Regions from separate parts of the Mus musculus genome. Here regions 1 and 3 are each linked to region 2. Evidence: chromatin loops called from intact Hi-C (ENCODE). Cell type or tissue: gastrocnemius. All regions are shown on one strand.

Region 1 (8,000 bases), 130 kb after region 2:
GAGGAAATAATTTTATGTTTGGGGGGTGGGAGGTCACCACAACACGAGGAAATGTATTAAAGGTTCTCAGCATTAGGCAGGTGGAGAACCACTAGTTTAGAGGATAACATGTCATGACCTTGACATCTTTCAAAAACATCTAGCATTGTTCTTCAGTGCCTCCTTACCATCACCAGCTCTTACTGAACGCTGGCTGACACTGGGCTTTGTATGATGTTGTCTCCCTTGTACAGCTCTATAAACAACCCCGTGAGGCACACTGTTTTATAGATGAAACACATAAGGCTCAGAGAAGTTAGTACCTCTCCAAGGTCACTCTGCTATAGAAAGAAAATTATGGAAGCTGTAAACCAGCTATAACATGTAGAATTAAGGACCTGTAAACTATATCACCTTCGTAGTCTTCATTTTTTTCTATGCATATCCTTGTTTTATGTGTTTTGCATTAGGGTTCCTTCTGCCTGCTATGATTTCCCCTAGTATACCTAGTGTTGGCCTTAGATCAAAAATTCTAAGAAGTCTCTCTGATTGCCACTCCATCTACCACTGCAATCATGTCAGGACCCTGCTTCACGTCATACACCCATCAAAGCACACATCTCTCCTTTCTACTTATCAGCTTCTGAAATATTTTAAACTGGGTGGTGGTGGCATACATTTTTAATCCCTGCACTAGGGAGGCAGAGTCAGGTGAATTTCTGTGAGTTCAAGGCCAGCCTGCTATACACAGAGTTCCAGGACAGCCCCGGTTATACAAAGAAACCCTGTCTTTAAAATTCCCTATCCCAGGAAGGAAAGAAGGAAGGAAGGGAGGGAGGGAGGGAGGGAGGGAGGGAGGAAATATTTACTTGCTGTTTTAGATCCGTGACCAACTCTAGGAATATTTACACTATTAACTTTTAAGACCTTTATAAGTAGTGTCAGTATTTTATGTTTACCTATCAGTTAGTACAATTTATACCAAGTTTAACACATATCACTTTTGCAAGGTTGTCATGTATACAAGTATCTACCATCTACAACTTGGAAACTGTGAAAGTTCTCAACTACACCTTCAGATTCATTAGCTAGAAGTATATCTAATGAGGATCATCAGAAGACCAGTTGCCCCTTCTTCCAAAACATCATCATTTCATCCATGAACTTACTGCGGGTCTCATTGCAGAACACTCACTCTCAAGTACTCCCTTCATGCAGGTGACTTTTTCTATAATTTTTCTTATAACTATCCTTTCTTTTTAGCCAAAGGCCAGAATGAAGGCCAAGGAACTGATGGGTGACCTATTTTACCATATTTCTCTTGTCTTTTCATGTCAGTTGTATGTTATAGTTCTGACTGACAGTGAGGATGCTGGGATCCAAGGGGGTCACTGTATGATGGACTGTCTCAGTGTGTCTGCATACTGTGTTTTGGACAGAAGTGACGAGTCCAGGAGCCAAGGAAAGTACTGCTGTCTGAATATATCTAAAATGAATGACTCGAGGTACAGAATGAAGATAGGCATTTTTGTCACAGTTCTAATAGGTTGAAGATGTCAAATTACTCAGACAAAGTAATCTTACAAAAGTGATTCTCTCTGCACCAGCAGGAGGCTGCCATCTTGCTGCCCTACCTATTATAGACACTGTGGTTAAAAATAAAAACAAAAGCCGGGCGTGGTGGCACACGCCTTTAATCCCAGCACTTGGGAGGCAGAGGCAGGCAGATTTCTGAGTTCGAGGCCAGCCTGGTCTACAAAGTGAGTTCCAGGACAACCAGGACTATACAGAGAAACCCTGTCTCAAAAAACAAACAAACAAAACACAAAAACAAACAAACAAAAACCAACTTACAATTTCATGTTTATGTGGTTGCTGTGCCTTTCTCCCTTAGCTGTGTGGGCTCAAGCTGTATCTTCTGAGCCTGGCCCAGGGTTAGCATGCAAATAGTTTTTGGAAGATCTTTCTTTTATCTTCACTTAAAAAACACCAATCCAGAGTTATTCAAGAAGATCCATTCATTGCCTAGTACCGAACAACTTAGATTTGAGTTTTTGGTTTTTTTCACTAACCTTATAACCAAAACTCAGATACAGAAATTCTCAGCTCAGCAGCAGCAACCTCTCCCAGGGGCTGACCTATGAAGTAAGATGAGGCCTCTGGTTACTTCTCCATTGTCAACCAACATCATGTGTAAAATAAGGCCTATGAAGAAAGGTGGAAACAGCAGAAATATCCTGAGCATGTGAGTAGTGCTTATACCTTTGAAGAGCCTGGACTGCGCTTAACAGTTTAACTCTGTAGCCACAGACTTTAATCCAAAGCCCAACGTGTAATACGTATGTAGCTGATTTGGACAAAACATCATATTTTGCCAGATTTTGTCTCTCTCTCTCTCTCTCTCTGTCAGTCGCGTTATATATGATTTATTGGTTTATTTTGGTTTTTTTGTTTGTTTGTTTTCTTTTCCCTAAACAAGATTTCTCTGTGAAGTCTTTCCTGGCTATCCTGAAATTCGCTCTCTAAACCAAGCCAGCCTTGAACTCAAAGATCCACCTGTGTCTGCCTTCCAAGTGCATGGATTAAAGGCGTGCACTAAACACACCCGGGCATATGTGATTTATTATTACAAATTTAAGCTTGGGTTATTAGTTAATCATGTTAATCAGTCTGTGGTGTTTTCTAGACAGTTCTAACCTCTTCTCATATCAGTATGCACATAGCAATTTGGTAAACATTAACATAATCTGCATTTATTTGGTGGATGTTGTGTATCTGCTGAACTTAAAGTACATTAAGTAATAAAGGCAGTATGAAGAATGAGAAGTCACACACAATTACCATGGCCATGAGTGTGTTATTCAGAATTATATCTTTTTCAAATATTTATTTTCAAGTAAACCAAGATGAATTACAGAAAGGAGATCCCAATGAGGGCAACTAAATAATATTTGGAATAAAATCACTTGGCCTAATTTTCATAACCACAGATTTCAAGGAATACCACCACCCATGCCAGGTGTACCACACAACACCATTATCCGTTTCTGCCCTGTAGGAACCACGGTAGTAAACACCGTTCAGGTTTGCAGAGTGACACCTAGTGGGAGAACAGAAGAAAACAGAGCAATCAGAAGGAAAGTACTCTTGAGAAACTTGCTAAGAAATGATTAGAACTTTTAGATAATGACTTCTGCCATTTTCCCACAAAACTTTCATGTTCTCAAACCTGAGACTTTTCTACAACCAAATGTTATTTAAACAGGTGAGTTTCGGTCCCATAGTATATGTGACGATCCATCCCAAATCACTTGGAGTGTTGAGAATTAAATAACTCAGTTCTTTCAGTTTTCCCTCTACCTCCCCCGCCCTCTCCTTTCTTTTTCATTTTTCTTTTTTTTTTATTGAGTGTTTTTTTTTCTTAAAAAATATTTATTTATTTATTTATTTATTTATTTATTTATTTATTTATTTATTATATGTAAGTTCACTGTAGCTGTCTTCATACACTCCAGAAGAGAGCATCAGATTTCATTATGGATGGTTGTGAGCCACCATGTGATTGCTGGGATTTGAACTCAGGACCTTTGGAAGAGCAGTCGTCGATCTTAACCATCTCACCAGCTCCTATTTTTCTTTTTTTGAAGCGGCAGTTTCTCTGTGTAGCCCTGGCTGTCCTGGAACTCACTCTGTAGACCAGGTTGGCCTCAAACACAGAGATCCTCCTGCCTCTGTCTCCCAAGCTCTGGGATTAAAGGCCTGTGACACCACTGCTTAGCTTAGTATTTCAGTTCTTAGTAGCTTTTAAACAAAAAGGAGAAGGAAAAAAAAAAAAAGCAAAGAAAAACTTCTTTGTAAACTTCACCTACATCCTCCCAGTTGAGCAGTGTTTATTTACCTTGTGGTTGGCCAGGAAGCCATGATTAGCAAAATAAGACTGGGGGGAGGGGCTCTGCTGCAGCTTCCTGGGTAGTTGGTGCATCCAAGTTCTCTAATCTACAGCCAAGATGTGTGAGGAGAGCATTGGGGGCTGTTTCTAGGAATTCGGCAGGAATTTGACATTGGGCTAGGACTAGGAAGTAGGCTCCAGGTCAATACAGCTGAGGAAAGTATTGCATTCCTTGTATTTTGGTCATTGTGATAAACCCCTAGATGCAGGGACCACAGGACTTTGTTTATTGCCTTGTTTGATTACTTTGATTGTTGCCTTGTTAATCGATTACTTTGTTTATGCCTCAGGACTGAGCTTACTCTTTGTATGTACCTAGATTGTTATAAAAGCAGACTGGAAAAAACAAACCTGCTTTAGCTTCAGCACCTGCTGGAGTCGTCATTCATGTTATACTGTTGTCTAATTGTCTTTTTCTTTCCCATCTTTCCACCTCCACCCTGTTGAGGTGACTGAGCTGGCCTGGTCAGATGTGGCTTTCACTAGTCAGATCGCTTCTTTGAACTGTTACCATATCAAATATTTCCATCTTCAAGAGCAAACAGGACCCAAACCTCCTTTTAAAACTCCCCCAGCTATCATCAAATAATCTATTGTCTGGGTTGCCAAGTTAATTTTTTTACATATATGGCACCAATCTAGATAGGTTTGTTAGAGTATCATAAAACTCAAATATTTCCTTCTTCCTCCTTTGGAGTACACTCATCTGTCCTTGGCATACAAAAACTTCTATGTTACAGTTTGTTCTAATTTTCCTGATATAATATTAATCACTGGTTTTTTGGTTTTGTTTTGTTTTGTTTTTTGGTTTTTCAAGACAGGGTTTTTCTGTGTAGCCCTGGCTGTCCTGGAACTCACTCTGTAGACCAGGCTGGCCTGGAACTCAGAAATCCGCCTGCCTCTGCCTCCCAAGTGCTGGGATTAAAGGCGTGCGCCACCACTCCCAGCCACTGTATATTTATTTATTGCTATAATGAATGAAAACATATCAGCCTGAAGGCTGTGAAAAGAATATTCAGAAGCAGTTCTGGGGGAAAAAAAACAACTCTGGAAAAAATATTGAGTCAGAAAAGCCTATAATTCATTCATAAATGCAAAGTAGTAGGCGTGGGCCATCACTAAGCTTCTGATTTACTTTTATTGGTCACCCTGGCAGCCATCCTAATTTGAATGGTTAGGACTAATTGGAGCCATGCGTCCTAAATCTGCAAGGCTTCAGTATTCATTGTGTTTTCAAAGTACCATGAGAAGTAACATTTAAAAAGAAAAACCTCTTTATAAATAAATACTTGGGCATATCTTTATATAGAGGACGTCTGCCATATGAACTTTCATATTTGGACTGATTTGGAGCCTATTGAGAAATGGACCATAAGGCCCACGACTTAGCATTCAGGGATGGGTGTGTCAGTAGCCTTCAGTTTCTAGCCTGGGCTTGACACTGCTTAGTGGAGACTGATACTCGGAGGTAACGAAGCAGCTTGTAGCTTGCAGGTGTGGGGCATAGCAGGTAGGGGAAATCACACTTGCATTAAACAGGAGGCCCACAAGGCAGCAATGAGTGTTTTCGTTATTTTTCTACTGGTTATGACTAAATGCCATACAAAAACAACTTACGGGAGGAAGGACTTATGTTGGCAAATGATTCAGGGGTTGGAGCCTTTCCCGGTGGAAAAGGCACAGGGCACAGGCAGGGAGGGCAGCTGTGACTAGGCTCCTACCTATTGTGGGGCTGGACTATACATACACAAACCTGTGGGGGGCGCTGCAATTCCAGCCTCAGTAGCGAGAGACACTCACAAGTGCCAACAAGTCACGTAGATTAGATGTGACACAGAAGACCAGAGTACAGACGAGGCTTCTGGAATAATTTATTTTCTCTCTAGGTTGACCAGTAGTCCGTGGGTGCCTCCTGCTACTGAATTGTTTTGTTCTCCTCAACCCCTATTTCTAAAGTCAGCTCTTAACATTTATTTGCCTTCCTTAATGTGTGTACAACTGCCATTCGGGCACAGAACAATCAACCAAAAATCAACCAAATGGACAAAGTACACACGTCAGAACTCAGTAATGTTAACGGTTATGTCTTCCAGTCTATTCAAAAGCAGACATTAGTGAATGTTCACAGATGACATTGTTATCTGTAGGTAAGTCTTAAATAATGCTTACTTAGAACTTTTTTTTTTAAGAACAAGAAAGCCACAAGGGAAGATTATCACTTTGTTTCAAGTTTTCACAGTAGGAAAAAGTGATTTTCCTTCTCTTCCTTTCACATTGTGTGTGTGTGTGTGTGTGTGTGTGTGTGTGTGTGTGTGTGTGCACTCTGTTTTCCTAATAACTGGCCAAATGTTAAATAGACTCATCTTTTGGAAAAGTAAAACCCAGGGGGAAATCTGCTATTTTTGTTTGTTTGTTTGTTTTCGAGACATGGTTTCTCTGTATAGCCCTGGATGTCCTGGAACTCACTTTGTAGACCAGGCTGGCCTCGAACTCAGAAATCTGCCTGCCTCTGCCTCCCAAGTGCTGGAATTAAAGGATTCCACCACGCCCGGCTAAATCTGCTATTTTTACACTTGTATAAATTTACTGTAACTGATGGTAATATCTTAAACTCACTGAATCTGAATTGAATATACCACTCTAAAGTCAGCCAGGCATGGATGCTTCTGCCTATAATTCTGCCAACCTGGGCTACATGAGTTTCTGTCTCAAAAGCTGGGAGGTGGGGACAGGACAGAGAATAATAATAAAAAAAGAAGCATATCTCAGGTTCATACAATGAAGAAATTTGTATCAGAAGCCAGGGTGTGTGTACTCCATAGTAGAGTGCTTGCCTATGATCCACAAGGCTCAGGATTTGAGCCTCAGAACCCAGTCCCCCAGCTTCTCCACACTCAAAAGAATGAGCTCGATGATAAACAGCAGCTGGGGTAGGATTAAGTTTCAAGACTATTGTAGCAATCTTCCCTAGATTGGAAAGGCTTATATTCAATGAACTAATAAAAGTTAATATGGGAGCTGGCAAGATGGCTCAGTGGTTAAGAGCACTGCCTGCTCTTTCGAAGGTCTTAAGTTCAAATCCCAGCAACCACATGGTGGCTCACAACCACCAGTAATGAGATCTGACACCTTTTTCTGGTACATCTGAAGACAGCTACAGTGTTACTTATGTATATTAATTAATAAATCTTTGGGCTGGAACAATCAGGGACTGAGAGAGTGGAGTTGACTGGAGCGATCAGGGGTCCTAAAAATTCAATTCCCAACAACCACATGAAGGCTCACAACCATTTGTACAGCTTCAGTGTACTCAAATACATAAAATAAAAATAAATACATTTTTAAAAAAGTTAATATGGAATAAAAGGAGCATTAAAATTACAGCAGTAACAGTGGTTATCTTGTAAGATATAGGGCAGTGAAAAGAGCTAGCTGAGTGTCACAAATTCCTTCCTCCCTTTTTCCTTTTCTCTTTCTTTCTCTTTAACATTTAACTTTATTATAATATTTTTTTAACTTTACTGTATGCATGCTCTCTACTTCCTCCCGTCAACTAGTGGTGTTCTGCTTATAACAAAAACATCCTCGTAAAAGTAGCATTCTGAGGGCTGGAGAGATGTCTCAGCAGTTAAGAGCACTGGCTGCTCTCTCCCAAAGACTCAGGTTCAATTCCCAGCACCCACATGGCAGCTCACACCTGTCTGTAACTAGTTCCAGAGCTTCTGACAACCTAACACGGATATATGTGCAGTCCAAACACCAATGTACATAAAATAAAAATAAATTTAAAAAGAAGTAGAAGGCTAGAGAGATGACTCAGGGGTTAAGAGCATTGACTGCTGTTCCAGAGGTCCTGAGTTCAAATCCCAGCAACCACATGGTGTCTCACAACCATCTGAAATGAGATCTGATGCTCTCTTCTGGTGTGTCTAAAGACAGCAACAGTGTACTCACATACATAAAATAAATAAATAATTTTTTAAAAAGTAAAAGTTTGATTTATTTCCATGACATGTTATTGGAGAATTTGGTTTGTTGTTTGTTTCTTTTTCTTTCATGTAATTGTTTGTTT
Region 2 (8,000 bases):
AACGCATACACATTTAACACTATTATGTGAATTGTATATTAATTATAACTGAAGACAACAAAAAAAAAATCTGACCCTTTCATTTAAATCCTAAGGAAATATTTTTCTACATCTGCCAGTCACACACTCAAAACTTAGTATTTAGTCAGAAATTAAATCATCAAACAGCCTTTTAATCAGAAATTAAATCATCAAATGGTCTTTGGTAATAGGATAACATCATACCAAGAACATTGATAAGCTGAATTATAATTGGTTTAAGCACCCAACCCCAGAAAACACACAATAAAATTTGTTCCCAACAGATCCATTCACATCTTAAATATATATAAATACAATCACGAAACACCACAGTCAACATAAATTGCAAGCAACAACAAAGCTAATAACCAAGCGGGCCTAAAAAATCAATTTATTTAATAAAAATTTAAGCATGCTTACAAAGCAAAGAATCAGATGAGAAACCGTCGACCTACTTTTTTTCCTAGTAAGCGTGGCTAACAAAGGAATTATACAAAGGCTGTAGGATCCCACGACAAGCAGTGCCAGTAAGGTAGCATCATACTGCCTTTCTGAGCCGGCCGGGGGTGTGAGTGTAGAATTGATAAAGATCGTTGAAGAAATATCAGTTTCTGTACAACTGCGAAATCCTCCTGGTATAGTCATTTAAAAAGGAACAAAGCAAGCTCAGGCAGGAAAAGCTGCAGCCATGTTCATGCATCCCTCATGCTTGCTCCCAGTCAATTAGAATGGGGAGGGGGAGAGCTGTAAGCCGCCAGGCACTACACGGAACAGATTAAACCAGCTGCACGACAGACTAAGAAAGACTGGCAGACGTGCACGCTTAATCTGTAAGGGGGACGCATGGCCACTAGACAGGCTCTGCGGGTACACGGGGAAACCCTTTTGTTAACAGACAAAAAGAAAGGACAAAAGCATTTCGAAACCTCCTTGGCAGGGTCAGACAGGCTACTGGGGCAGTGGCCAGTTCAACATGGCTGTTCGATAGAAAACCCAGGGTGTGATATTATGGAATGTGTCTGCTCCGAGTGTCACAAACTCCATCATTATGGCTTTCAGGGTTTTCTGGTGATTCTATCAGGGTGGTTTGTTTTGTTTTGTTCTGTTTTTGTTTTTGTTCTTTTAATTTGCACAGTAGGACAAAGAAGTCTAGATGGGAGACGAATTCACAATAATAACAAATGCTAGTCATATTTTCAGGTTCACAGAGAATTAATTACCTGTTAGCATAAACCCTTTGGGGTTTTCCCCCACCCCTTTAAAATTTTAAACAATGAATACATACAAAAATAATAACCCTCTTTAATTTTAATTAACATACTAATACTATGTGCCTATGAGACCAGCCTCTGCATTCAGTGACCTGTCTGAAATGGGTCCTTTGCCATTAACTCAATGCCTATTGTCTATAATCCATCCTGTCACATACTTGCTGTGTGACTTTGATCTGGTAATAGTCTCTGAGCCTCAGTTAAGTCTCCTAAAAGTCCAAGGTAAAGACCAAGGTATTGGGGTGGAAGCAGTGGAGTAGCGGAGCGTGTACGTGTATGGTAGCTCTGTTGCTGGTCTACACCTAAAGAGTTTGATGACTCTGGCCCCCCACACCACCCCACCCCACCCCCCACACAAATGACATGCATTTGTCGTTAAAGCAAAGAGCTCACATCTCCAACTCTTCCTCACAAATGTATATAATCTGTCTCTTTCTCCTAATCTGCTTTTTATTATTCATAAGGCTATTTCTCTGTCACCTATATCCCTCCCTGTACCTATTATGATCCTAGGCACAGTGGGCCCTCCAAAGTTGTTTGTCTTAACTCATTCATGGATTATTTCGTGAGGAAATTTGAGAAGAAAGGGGGGAACAAAACAAAAAGCTCTCTTCTGAATGCATCTTTTGAATAAAGGGGGAGAAGTCTTTTTGGGGGGAAAAAAGAGCTTAGCTTCTTTGCTCACTCGGCATGAAGAAAATGGAATGCACAAAACCTTTCAGAGTATTCCCCTGAGTTTAACTTATTTATGATTAAGCTTAAAGCTGTATAATTTGTACCACCCTGTGGCTGGCATCTAAAGCAGAAGTTTACAAAGCACTTCCACAAGACACTCTTTCGAAAACCAAACCAAACTAAACCAGTGATGGTTTTCTGGATCTCAAGCTGGAAGAGCCCCAGCTACTATTCTTTTCCAAACAGCCCTGCAAACATGTCAGCTGGAATAATGTACTTTAAGTTCCTTTATATAGCACCTGCCAGTAATACGTAACCATTTCAGGGTTCCCTGGAGGTTCGTTCAAAGAAATCTATTCCTAAAAACTTGTTTCCATGTCAAACATTCTGAGTAATTACAAAGAAACAATATGTAAAATTCCCACTAAGATACAGAGACAAAATTAATTATTTGTGGACCATTGGCTTTGCCTATGTCTACTGTCTCAACCACCCACAAAAGGTGACATCAGTCTGACTTACAGTCACTGCTGTAGGCGCTCAGGTCGCTGTGGGTGCTGGCCACTGACCGGGTGCTTCCTGCCCTGCATATCAAGGATGCTTCGGATATAGGAAGTGGTCTAGGCAAATTCACCCAAGAAGAGAGTGCAGTTTTCAAGCACGGAGGCTTTCCTTGGGATTAAAAAAAAAAAAAAAAAAGGTTTCTATCTATCGTGAAAACTTGTACTTTAAGCTGGTACATTCAAACTTCTCTACCGACCATGGAGTTGTCAGAATGCAAAATTAATGTTCAACGCTATGATGCTTCAGATGAGAGAGACACAAAAGCCGCACACACACTTACTTCTTTTGAATAATTCAGAAGCAGAAGAGAGGAAATGATGAAGCAATTAGGCTATGAGAAGTGTGGCCTCAAGTAATTAACTCACACATCTCTGATGTGCAAGAAGGATGAGGGAAAAGAAAAAAAACATTAAGAAAGAAGCCTTTGGTAAAACCGTGATCAAAGCAGAAACGATCAGATGTGATACCTTTCCCTTTAACACTAAAATAAGCAGACTGCTCTGTTAGCACATGAGGTGGCCATATTTAAAAAGAAATAGACGAAAATTTAAAAGCACTCAAAGCAAAAAAATCACGGTTGGGAGAAAGCTTTCACTAAATAAAAAAAATGCTCGGAGCTGAACAGCAGGTGGCGCTATGCTCATTTTTTTCCCCACCCCGTTCCTGTTTCATCTTTCCAGTTGATTTGCCAAACTTGATGTGAGGAATGCTGTTCACTCAAATTTCTAAAACTGCGTTGCTGGAAACAAACAAACAAACAAAGGCATACATACTTGCCAAACAATTGTTTTGGTCAGAACTCTTCAAACTCGCTCACCTCTTGAGCAGTCTATTTGATGTGCTTTATGCTCTACTCAAGGACTTAGTGGAGACTGAACCTCAATTCCACAAGCTCCGCCCCATCCTCTTTCTGAAGACCAGATCCACTCACACTGAATTCCTCATTGTGTTTCAACAACGTGGGTGCTCTGGCTTCCTCTCGCTTCCCTTTCATTAGGCAATCTTCAAATCACTGGGACCATGCCTGTATCATCTCCGGATATCCTGGCACCGAGTGGCCCTATGCGAGCTATGCTGGTAGCATCACTGCCCTAGAGTGCATCAAGGGTTGGAAAGACCTTTGACAAAAATGATGCTGTCACATTTTACCAATGGCAGACAAATAAGGTGACGGTGGCAAAATGTTACGTTCACTGGTTTGTCCCCAGCACATGACAGAACACTTACCTAGCATGCACGAGGCCCTGGGTTCAAGGCCCGGTACCTTGAAAAAAAAAAATCCATTAAATCTAAGCTAAGCTGTTCAGAATTCTGGCTTCTTCTCAAGCCACCCCTGCCAGGTCAGGCTTCCCCCTTGCTGGTCTGGCTTTTGCTCATACCTCCTACTGGCTTCCTGAGCTTGATTGATCTGGGTGGAGACTCCGAGAGCAGAGGCATTCCCAATCCAACTCTGTTCCTTGGACTTTACAAAGCAAGGAGCTGCAACAGGTGTCTGCTGAAATCAGTGTCCTTCCCATGCCATGAGTAAATGACTCATTTTGTTAAAACACTCTCTCTCTCCATCTATACCAAGACATTTAATCGCCCATTTTACAAGGCAATTTGACTCTTTAAGTCTATTAATTAAATACAAGTCCTTACTAACAGGCACAGCAAGTGTTACATGTTCAAACACCCATTCCGCTTTCACTTCTCGTGCCAACCCTTTTCACTGGCTTTAGGTGGAATGGAAAAGCAGATCTTTAGAATACAAATTTATCAAACTGCTACCCTGTCGGAAAAAAAAAAAAAAAAAAAAACCATCCAGATGGAGTCAACTCCAAAATCAAAGGTCCGGGGATCAAATTTTCTGGGTCACAGCTACAATGAAGTCAAAACCTAGCAAGCTTAGGAGATACAGGATTCCTTGGAAAGGTGTGCTTCCTGGTACTGCCTCTGGAAACACCATAGACTTCCAGATCTTTCAAGTGTGCCTCCAGAGACCTACACCATGCTCACTAACGCACAGCCTGCCCAGAAGCACACGCGCCCATACTCGGTCACCAGCCCCTTACCTGCCCTAGCCCGCATTCCTTAGGAAGGTTCCAAGGGAACTCTTGATCTCCCAACCCACCCACCCTCTCCCTTCCACCTATTTCACCAAAAGCTTAACTTTGAAAAGCAGAGTCTTGCTCTGTTGCCCAGCTTCCTGGGCTCAAGCAATCCTCCTGCTTCACACACACACACACAATTTTCATATGCACTGTAGGCTGGGATTTGCATATGAGGAAGTTCGTGTGATTCTTTTCTGAGTTTGGGTGACCTCAGTATATTTTGTGACTCCATCCATTTTTCTGGGAGTTTCAAGATTTCACTTTTCTTTACAGCTGAATAATATTCAATAATATATAGTACCACACTTTCCTTATCTGTCTGTTGATAGACATATCTAGGTTGATTCTCCTTCCTCGCTGTTGTGAATAGCGCGGTAATAAAACATGGTCTCTCTAGTAGAGTGTGGAATTCTCCAAGTATGTGCCCAGGAGTGGAATAGCTGGGACACAGGGCAGTTCTATTATTATTTTTACAAACTTCCAAACTGATTTCCAAATAATGTATTGATTTGCGGTCCCACATACAATAAGTGGGAATTTCTCCAAATCCCCACCAACACTTAACAGGTTTCTTCACACCAGCCATTCTGACTGAAGTAAGACTGTATCTCAGAGTAGTCTTAATTGATATTCTTCTGATGATTAGGGATATTGAACACTTAAATAATTAGTCTTCTGTGTGTCTTCTAAGAAGTGTTCATCCTGTCAAATTAGCAGTATTATTTCCCCGGTGTTTAATTTTTGCAGTTCATTAGAGATAAGCCTCCTGTCTAGAGTGTAGGTGGTAAAGATATCCTCCCATTCTGTGAGCTGTTTGACCCACAGTCGATGGCTTCTTTCACTGTGCATAAACGTTTTAATCTCAAGAAATCCCATTTGTTGATTCTTGGCCCTGGTTCCTGTGTTACCGCGCTCTGTTCAGAAATGGGTGGCTCACCCCTATGTCTTTTCTCTGACAACTTCACATTATGAATTAAGAGCTTTTGATCTACTTTGGGTTGATTTTTGTACAGACCTAACGTCACTCTTCGGCAGATGGGCATCTTAAGATTTGTCAACATCATTTGTTGAAAAGGCTTTTTTTCCACTGCAGTGTTTTTGTGATTCCTTCAACAAAAATTAGGCTCCACCCTCCCTGCTTATTTACAGATCCTCGGTCCTATTCCGTTAGTTTAAGGGCATATTCTCATACTGAGCTGTCTTTGTCATTCTAGCTCCGCTTTATAATTTGAGGTTAAGATCATGACACTTCCAGCCATGTTCCTTGGCTCCTTTGGGTTGCTTTGGTTATTCGTGGTCTTTTTTAAGTTCCAAATGAATTATGGCTATTTAATTCTTAGCCTGTGAAATAGGACATTGGAATTTTGATGGCTATTACGATACATATGTACATTCACTTTTGTAATTATAACCGTTTACACAATATTAGTTCAAGTTCAAGAGCGCGAAAGAAGAAAAATATCACACAGGAAGTTTAAATTTATAATAAAACAGTTGCAGAAAAACATACTGCAGTATAATGGGAGTATCGTGGGGTCTGCCAAGATTGAGTGTACTAGAAAAGGCGTGGGTGAGAAGATCTCCATTCCCTCATCATTAGCATTTAAACATTTATTGGTATGGATTTTCTCTAGATGGCGAGCACAGTTAACAATGAAAAGTCATAAATGCAGAAGTCAATGGGGACCACATTCAAACGCACGACTCCCAGTACAAAGTGGATCCGGCAACCAAGAAAGGAGAAACTGGACAGACAAGGTAGATTCCAGTAGCTGTGTGAGTCCATCTGCAAGCAGTAGCTCATCATCCACCCTTTTATTTCACTCAAGAAGGACACTAAGTCAATGCCTACATTCATAGCTTGTATCTGGTTATTATGAAGACAGCCATTTTACTAGTGGAAAGTCATGATTTCCTAAGAGGTATGTTTCCTAGGGCTGGAAATGAAAGCCAAAGAATGAGCTCCCCAATGGCCCTCCTTTGTCTTCCCCTTCTATGAAATACTTTATTCTCCAAGAGAAAGCTCCAGGGCCTTTGACGGTGCATTGCCAGTCTCCCAGTGCTGACTCAGCCTACTCTAAGGAAAGGCCTGGGAAAGGTAAGTGAGTCCACACTGCAAGAGAGAAGCACCTTCAAAGGAATGACAGCAATTCCCGGAGCCACAAAACATCTACCAGCCAAAGTGATTTCCCATCTCTGAACTATCAAGCAGACATGAACAGGGACTTAACAAAGCTGTGAGAGGCTTTTCAACATCATCATAAAGCATATCACAGTTCACATTTGATAAAATGTATGGCTTGCATAAATGAGATTCAGTTATATGAGAGAGAGAGAGAGAGAGAGAGATCAGGGGAGGCAGGAGAGAACGAGATTGGGGGAAGAAGAAAGAAAGGTAGAAAGAATGAGAATCTACTACAATGTTACCTAAAATGGACAACACAGACCACTCTTTTAAAAATATCTGGGCTATGAAATCACATGGGAGTGTGTATTATACAAGTGTTTACTTGCTGAGCCAGGAAGGTAACTTGCAAAAAAAAAAAAGCGATCACAAAAGCACAGGCCTGTGTATCTGAAACATCTGACAAAAGTTTGCAAAGAAAAGTGTAACTAGGAAAGTCACTGTGGCCCATGACACAGCGCCTGGTGCTCTGGAGGGTCCATTCTTAGTGGGACCGCAGATGGCAGGGTAAAGAAAAGAGCAACAATGTTGGAGATGTGGTTATTTCACAACTGGGAAAGAGATGCCACTAAACGCCAGATGGGAACTTTAAACCTGAACTTTGGTAGTGAATATAGTGGAGAGATGGAGAGAGGCATGGATGGCTCTCAGTATTTGAATTAGAATTTTGATCACATGGTAGAAGACAGGCCTTGTCCAAAGGGAAGAGTAGAGAAATGGAGTAGAGATTAGGAGGCAGGCATACTTGCCTGAGCAAAGGGTATGGGAATTTTCTCTAGACCATGAGGAGGTGACTGAGGTCACTTGGTAACATTTAATTATTAATAAGGTGGGCAATCAGCAGGGACACTCAGGAAGATAAAGTGCTAAATGAATGTGGGGTTCAAACAAAAGATAACCCTGTTATAGCTATGGTTATAATGTCAGCTCTTTACATGCAACTACATAAAAAGACCTTTATAGAAATTATCTACAGTAACTAGGAATTAGAAAATTAAAGTAAAACCCAAAGCAGTAACAAATTGTACTATTCTCAAAATGACAGCTGTATATTCAATTGCAATTAACTCTAATGGGCCAAATGCTTTCATTAGCAATGTACATCTAATAAATTAGTTTCATTGGAGAGTACTGTAATATTAAATGTTCTTCAAATAAAAACAATAGGCTACTTATAAATAAACTTATAAA
Region 3 (8,000 bases), 360 kb after region 2:
CAATAGAAGACACAAGAAAGGAAGAATTAAACTACAGTCAAAGAAAACATGACTGGAGATGTTCATATAAACAAAGCAGCAATGATAGTGAGGGAGCTTAACACCCCAAAGAGCAAAGCCAATACAGAAATATAAGCTCTATACAATTGAAATACTGAATGTCTCAAATAGTCTAAAAGCAATACAACTCTCTTAGATAGCCTGACGGACTTTATTAAATGAAATGGTAAGTTTACTCTGAAGTTTAACTGGACATAAACACTCAGAATAAATAGCAAATTTTAATTAAAGAAACACGAAGGAGGTGAACTCAATTCCTGGACCTGGAAACCTTATGGGATGAATAAAGCAATGAAGTAATAAAGACAAACACTGACAGAAAACAGATAAGTGGAACAAGAGTCAGGAAGGAGACCGACATACAGAAACCCAGCTAATTTTTAAGTAGCCATTTCATAGCAAAAGACAACAATTCAAAAGGAGGCTGGGGAAAAACAGAAGCAAAACCCAATCTCTGAGACCTACCTCACACTACACAATCACCCTGAAGTGGGTGATAAAGTTAGCAAAGAAGAAAACTCTAAACTTGAATGTGTCCAAAAGGAAGAGCAGAAGTCTTTCAAGATGTTGAGATAAGGGTAAGCTAAATAAAGACCTAAAAGGCAGCAACTATGAGAGAAAACAGTTAACAAGTCGGAGGAAAACTAGAGACCAGCTCAGCAGACAAGCAGTGTAAAGAAAACCAAAGGCAGCGGTGTGAGAGAAAGGCTGCTTACTTCCCAGGACCTGCAGCAGACAACATTTTTCTATCCCTGGTAGGACATTAAAACAGCAACACCATTTAGAACAATTTGGCACATTCTAATACCATTAATTACTCACCTATGGTAAGAAACAGCAGGTCAGCAGACACATACCTACCCCTGATCCTGACCCCAATTACAGAATTCTATTATTTTAGAACGGCTTTTTTTCAAGTGATGTGAGGTTTCCTACATCGTAACTTTACACCATTGCCTACTTTTTAAAAATTTCTTATTACATTTATTTGCGTCCATGTGTTTGTCTGTCAGTGTGTGTACAAGTCAGACAGAGGACAACTTGTGCAAGCCACTTCTCTCCTTCTATCCCTGGGACCCACATCGGGCTGCCAGGCCTGGCCACGGCCACACATACTATTACCTGTGGTTTTATTTGGCCAAAGTTTCAAAATTTAGCTTGCCCAGTTTTAATAAACAAGAAATTTGACTGAAAGTATAGGTACACATAGGGCAGGAAAACAGAAGGTATTGGCTATGGATTTGCAAGTGCTTCTAGAACCACTTATAGGGGCCTTGATGTTCTGTTGTGTTTAGGATTCTCATTCATTTCAGGGTATGTGATAATTAATTTGCTACATTATACTTCCTTTGGAAACAAAGAAATTGCAGACTCGTCACCACAGTTTATGTGCTTCCAAAGAAAATGATGTGCAGATGACAGTACTTTTGTCTGACAGGCCTTTAAAGTTGGGGATCAGTCTCAATGGAGTCTCTGGCCCACTGTGGGGTTCCTACGGTGAGGAAGAAAAGTCTTATCTGGTGACCTGACAAGCAGACCATCAGTTCTGACTCAGAAAACACTTCAAGTGGAACAATAAGAGATGCTAACATTTCATACAATAAACGACAGTGCAGCTTCGAGCTAGGATGGATTTCTAGACTTTGTTAACGTTTGGATAAATTCTAAGAATATTGTAAGGCAAGTGAGAATTATAGGAACCTCAAATCTCAGTCATGCCATAGTCTGGATGTTCGTATCATCTCCAAATTTTACATGCTGAAACCTTGTCACCAATGCTCTGGAGCTCGGCAGCGGTCACAACACTGAGAGGAGATTCGTTTGTGATGGTCAAGCTCTCAAAATGGGATTAGTGCCCTAATAAAAGAGGTTCTAGAGAGAAAAAAATTAAAAAATAAAAAGAACTGAGGTGGCTTACCCACAATATCAAGTTGGGTCTCCTCGTCTTCTTCCCGTTTTCTCTTCTTATCTTTGCTCTTTTTCTTTTTACTAAAGGGGAAAAAAGATGTATGCATGGACTTGGACATACTGTTATGTGTTAAGAACTACAAGGTGAGAACTCAGGAGTCATTCCAGCTCTATGAGTGACCTACGGATAAACGATCTTTTACAATTTACAGATGTTTGGTTTAAAACACCGAGAAGCTGCTTCTGCCCTCATTTCCCAGACGACAGACTGCAAAGCAGAAGTAAGCTGAAATAACCCCTCTCCCTACCCCATGTCTTTGGTCAAGTTGTTTTATCAGAGTAATAGAACCCTTAACTAAAGACAGCCTTGTTGTAAAGCATTTCTCAAAAAGCTAAACACTGAGTTATCAAAAATAACACCCTAGGTAATTCTACACACACACACATGTGTGTGTGTGTGTGTGTGCGCGCAGATATCCAAGAGAAATGAAAAAAGTATGTCCACAAAAACCAGAAAACTGATAGCATCATTGTCATTAGCAGAAAACACTCATCAAATGAAGAAAGAACATAATAAAAATAGTATCATTCAGTCACAGAACAGAACAAACACACAGCCCACAGGATGGATTGCTCTTCAAAACGAAGAGCAAGAAGCTAGGTATAGCACACAGCAGCAGCCCCCAGCAAACGGGTGGATCTCTGTGAGTTCCAGGTATAGCACACAGCAGCAGCCCCCAGCACACGGGTGGATCTCTGTGAGTTCCAGGCCAACCAGAGCTACGTACGGAGATCCTGTCTCAACAGCAACCTAAGTGAAAGAAGCCAAACATAGAAGGCTATGTACTATTTAATTCCACAGGCATAACATATTCATAACAAGTAAATCCTTATAGCTGGAAAGCAGTCGACAGAAGCTGGAAGGGCGGGCAGAAGGGTGTGACTATTTAATGGTTGGTTAAACAGTCTCCTTTGGAGTGGCAAAATGCTTACTGACTAAATAGTGGTGAACTCGTAAATATACTAAACCCCACTAGCTGTACACTTTAAAAGGAGTTTATGGCTTATGAATTACAGCTCCATAAATGGAAACACGAGGAGAGATCTTAGGGGAAAAGTGATTATTCAGAGTGCTTACAACAAATTCTGAGCCTTGCTGTGGTTGCAGCCCAAGCCTTTAATCCCAGCACTTGGGGGTTGGTGGGGTGGGGGAGGTGAGGCAGGTGAGTGTCTGAGTTCATGGCTATCCTAGTCTACAGAGTTAAGTTCCAGGACTACACAGAGAAACCTTGTCTCAAAAAAACAAAGAACCAATCATGGAAACATGGAAAGCACTACATAGGTTTTAATAACTGCTGTCTTAACTTCTTTGTATTTTATCGACAACATCTTCAGAAGCAAATTCTAAATTTTAAACAGTTTCAGATTCGGTCAGGATAAAGCTCCGAGCTCATTCAGCACGAAGCTCGCTGACAAGTACCTGTTGAAACTGCTTCAGCGGTGATACAGGAAATAAAGTGTTCAACTTTGGCTAGATCCTTCAAGAGGACGGAAATAGGATCGGGCAAGATATCTTTCTCTATAGGGCTAACTATAAATCACACCCACATGCCTCCACTTGGCTGTTATATTCTGAGTTGGCTGTCTCATTCAGTTCTCATAACTCTTTTTTATAGTCTCGAGGAACAAGAACCAGCGTCTAATAAATCAGCAAACGAACCATCAACCCATCACCGGTGCGAATTCAAGGTCCCGACTCACACTATGATGCAGCTTTGCCTGCCCCCTACATATTACACTGCAGAGAATCAGGGCGTTTTTGTTTGTCCGCTTGCTTTTTCCATTTGCAGGAAAGACCGGTGGAAAAAAAAACTTTCCTTAAAGCAAGTTATCAAGGCAGGCAGGGGGAGGCCTGGGGGGGGGGGCAAAAGTAGGACTCCTGGTCTCTCCGTTTCGGGGGATCCCCGGCCACGCAGCGTCAGCTAAGAAGTGTCGGGGAGGCTGTCCACGCAGGTCTGAGTGTCCTGGGTGGCTTGGCTACCCCGTCCCTTGAGCCCCGGGGATGGATGCACTGAGAACCGCGCCTCCCTCCCGAGCGCCGCCTCACCTCTTGGCTTTAGTGCCCTTGAGCACGAGTTTGGTGGACTTTACATAGGAATATTCGGCCATGGCCCGGCTCGCTGAAGTGGCAGCCTCTGGCAGAGCTTCCGTAGGACTGGGAGGAGGAGGAAGTGGCTCTAACGGCCGGAGCTGAGCGAGTCCCCGAGGAACTCTCGGTCTTCTTCAACCCAAGGCTACGATTCTCCGGCTTCCTGTTTACTGCTTCCGATGCACTACGGCGGCCGTGGAGGGTCCAATCACGTCAGCGTTCCTGCGGCGAAGTCCCGGATGTTCGCGGTTTTTTTTCCCCCCCAAACCAGGCAAAACTTATAGAGACGCCCCCTGGTGGAAGCGAAGGTATCCAACAGTTTCCTGCTGCCGAGGTTGTAAAGACCATACCTGGATTGGATGAGCCAGATGTTGAAAGGATCAAATCTATCTGCCCACTCTCTTTGCAGCGGACATCGCACCAAGTACCCGGCAACCCGCCAGACTGGGCCTGCACAGAGAAACCGAGATGTGTGTTCTGTGGAGGCGTGGGTCACAGCCTTGGCTTCGGGCAACTTTATCAACGACTCTGGCTCCAGAGTTGTTAGTTGTGTTGTACATGTTTTACTCGTGTATTGTGTATGAGTAACACACAAGAAACAATTGAGGAATGATACAATGTATAGTTGCTAACTACTGGTTTCTATCGCAAGTGCTGAAGAGACTTTGGTCTCCACACCGAATACTGTCTTTCCCTGTAGTCTTGATCCAGCCAAGTGCGTATTCCTTTTGCCTCCTCCAATCTTCCCCGCAATGTTATAACTCCCTTCCATTACAAACAATGCACCGCTGATACAGCTTCTGTGTGATCTTTGGTTTTTGTGAAAGAAACATGAATGCTGTTAGAATCAAAAAATGGAATGGCTTTGTCAACACTTGACAAATATAAAACACTTTTGAAGGAATGATTGATGGCAGCTCTGGCAAGGGATGACGTGCAAAGATATTCTAGGTCTGTGTGATCTGGCTGGAATCCAGACACACACTTAGTACACACCTTTAATCCTAAACAACGATGTCTAATTGAGGGGCAAACAAAGTGGTGAATCAGAGGGAGATTTGACAGAATATGCTCAACGCTCATCTGAGTGGCACAAGAGAGAGAAGCTATTCAGGTCAGGGGCAAGTTCAGTCTTTAGCGCTTGTCAGTCAGTGGGGAGTCAGAGTGGCGAGTACAGTACAGTGGAGTTGAGTGAGTTCCTTCATGAGCTCCTGCAGTTCAGTGAAGGTCAGCAGAGGCAGTTAAAGCCAGAGAATGAGAAGCCAGAAGATTAGAATAGATTACCAGAGTTAGTTTGAGGGCAAGCAGAGCAACTCAGGAGACACGGAGAGAAGCCAGATGAAAATCAGTCAGCTTGGAGAGGAGTTGAAGCCAGAATAGATTAGCTGAATCAGCCAGCCAGAATTTAGAAAGGAGTGGAAAGGGTGAGTTTATTCAGCAGCAAGCCTCTGAGATGGCGATTACATCTAGCAAATAGAAGATATTTTTGACAAAACTATCACAAAGATACTGCCTGAACTCCAACCTTGCACAGAAACTGCCCACAACCTCATACAGGAAACACTTTTGCAAGTACTTCTCCCTATCCAGCAAATAAATACAGGGTCTGTTATTTGTAACTCAGCCAATGATTATTGCTTAAAAGTATCTGATTTAACTCTCTTTATCTTTGTCTTGTCTTTTCTGGTGCTGGGGACCTGGCTTTGTGATAGGAACAGAGCATGCAGTTTAGGGTAAGGCCCTGGAAAACTGCACAAGCAGGAATGACCACGCTTTTCCCAAGAACACCAGAAGGGAGCTGGGTGTCTTCTAACTTCTGAAAGAGCATCCTTACCTGGAGATGACCTGAGAGCGCGACCAAAGCTCAAGGCACTAATCTTTTCTGGAACTGGATCTTTGGCTTTTCTTGGTGAAATAGGTCTTGTCTCATCCTCAGGTTTAGCCCATCCCATAAATGATGCTGGGGTTATGGCTTAAGAGAGGCAATGCCACAGTAGTCTTGATCAGAGCTCTATAGAAGTCCATTAAGGAAGAGACACTTTCCTTTGGAAAATAAGATAAAATTTCTCTCTCTTTTTTTAAAGATTTATTTACTTATTAATATGTAAGCTGTCTTCAGACACCCCAGAAGAGGGTGCCAGATCTCGTTGTGGATGGTTGTGAGCCACCATATGGTTGCTGGGATTTGAACTCAGGACCTTCAGAAGAGCACTCAGCGCTCTTAAGCGCTGAGCCATCTCTCCAGCCCCCAGAATCTCTGTTCTTAGGTAGAGACCTAAAATCTTCCCCCCACTTTGAAACAGGGGATGTCTGGGTGTCCTTGGCTGTTTTGGAGCTTGCTCTGTAGACCAGGCTGGCCTCAAATCTTAAAGAGATCTGACTGCCTCTGCTGAGATTAAAGGTGTGTGCCCACCCCCACCATTGCCCAGTGAGACCTAACATTCTAGCTAACCAAGATTATGAGTTAATAAATCTGGGCTTATCATTCACCAGGCAGAGACCATTCCCCAAAAAGCAAAGGCTAATTTACCTTAAGCCTTGGGTAAAGAGACCAGAGAAATAATTATCCCTGTAGTGAGATAATGCCTTTCCTTTCCTGTAACTTTTCCTTTTCCCCATCTCTTTCAGCTCATCCTGAGCAAGCTTCCTCAGTCACTCTGGGATTTTTCCTTTTCCTTTTCTTTTCTTTTTTCTTTCTCTAAAACCGCCCCCACTTCCACCACACCGGCTTCTCACAAACAATGGTTTTCTCTATTCCCCTAATGTTACTATTTATGAAGAACTGTCATGCTTCTTGCTCTGGAGTTTTTCTTTTGAACACTAATAGAATTGTCCTTGAGCTTCTGTTTAAGTTCATTCTTTTTTTTTTTTTTTTTTTTTTTTTTTCAGCCCCCTACATTTTATTTTTATTTTGGAGATTATAAAATAATTACATCATTTCCCCCTTTCTTTTCTCCCTCCAAAGCCTCCATGTTTATACTCCCCTCTTACTCTCTTTCAAATTTATGGCCTCTTTTTCTTTTTTTTTTTTTCTTTCCATTTTTTATTAGGTATTTAGCTCATTTACATTTCCAATGCTATACCAAAAGTCCCCCATACCCACCCACCCCCACTCCCCTACCCGCCCACTCCCCCTTTTTGGCCCTGGCGTTCCCCTGTTCTGGGGCATATAAAGTTTGTGTGTCCAATGGGCCTCTCTTTCCAGTGATGGCCGACTAGGCCATCTTTTGATACATATGCAGCTAGAGTCAAGAGCTCCGGGGTACTGATTAGTTCATAATGTTGATCCACCTATAGGGTTGCAGATCCCTTTAGCTCCTTGGGTACTTTCTCTTGCTCCTCCATTGGGAGCCCTGTGATCCATCCATTAGCTGACTGTGGGCATCCACTTCTGTGTTTGCTAGGGCCCGGCATAGTCTCACAAGAGACAGCTACATCTGGGTCCTTTCGATAAAATCTTGCTAGTGTATGCAATGGTGTCAGCGTTTGGATGCTGATTATGGGGTGGATCCCTGGATAGGGCAGTCTCTACATGGTCCACCCTTTAATCTCAGCTCCAAACTTTGTCTCTGTAACTCCTTCCAAGGGTGTTTTGTTCCCACTTCTAAGGAGGGGCATAGTGTCCACACTTCAGTCTTCATTTTTCTTGAGTTTCATGTGTTTAGGAAATTGTATCTTATATCTTGGGTATCCTAGGTTTTGGGCTAATATCCACTTATCAGTGAGTACATATTGTGTGAATTCCTTTGTGAATGTGTTACCTCACTCAGGATGATGCCCTCCAGGTCCATCCATTTGGCTAGGAATTTCATAAATTCATTCTTTTTAATAGCTGAGTAGTACTCCATTGTGTAGATGTACCATATTTTCTGTATCCATTCCT

What was found. A loop is a pair of places that touch in the nucleus more often than their neighbours do. Peaks named below come from ENCODE experiments on the same cell type or tissue, not always from the same donor. Only the 100,000 strongest peaks of a DNase experiment are listed, where the experiment ranks them.
Region 1: a loop joins it to region 2, with 9 times the contacts of the local background. A loop is called at or near these places in 28 of 42 quality-filtered maps.
Region 3: a loop joins it to region 2, with 3 times the contacts of the local background. A loop is called at or near these places in 7 of 42 quality-filtered maps.

Annotation. Positions count from the first base shown.
Region 1 is chr8:41,188,602-41,196,601 of GRCm38, forward strand. Fgl1 (fibrinogen-like protein 1) reads right to left here. Exons shown (of 8, transcript NM_145594.2): 8 at 2,833-3,079. The coding sequence ends at 2,920. Among named protein-coding and RNA genes, the nearest start is that of Fgl1, 23 kb to the right of the region's middle. In gastrocnemius, CTCF peaks have their summits at 3,082 (motif pointing left) and 5,682 (motif pointing right); DNase peaks (open chromatin) are centred at 3,036 and 5,671.
Region 2 is chr8:41,054,046-41,062,045 of GRCm38, forward strand. The region is part of intron 3 of Mtus1 (mitochondrial tumor suppressor 1); the gene reads right to left. Gm16193 (predicted gene 16193) reads left to right here. Exons shown (of 3, transcript NR_166600.1): 2 at 6,259-6,382. Among named protein-coding and RNA genes, the nearest start is that of Gm16193, 5.0 kb to the left of the region's middle. In gastrocnemius, a CTCF peak has its summit at 3,159 (motif pointing right); DNase peaks (open chromatin) are centred at 807, 3,172 and 3,422; H3K4me3 peaks cover 289 bases; H3K27ac peaks cover 2,379 bases.
Region 3 is chr8:41,412,825-41,420,824 of GRCm38, forward strand. Frg1 (FSHD region gene 1) reads right to left here and starts at 4,294. Exons shown (of 9, transcript NM_013522.3): 1 at 4,076-4,294; 2 at 1,979-2,049. The coding sequence starts at 4,137. Gm50494 (a long non-coding RNA gene) reads left to right here and starts at 4,302. Exons shown (of 2, transcript XR_003947538.1): 1 at 4,302-4,425; 2 at 4,527-4,911. In gastrocnemius, a CTCF peak has its summit at 4,415 (motif pointing left); a DNase peak (open chromatin) is centred at 4,350; H3K4me3 peaks cover 2,126 bases; H3K27ac peaks cover 1,595 bases.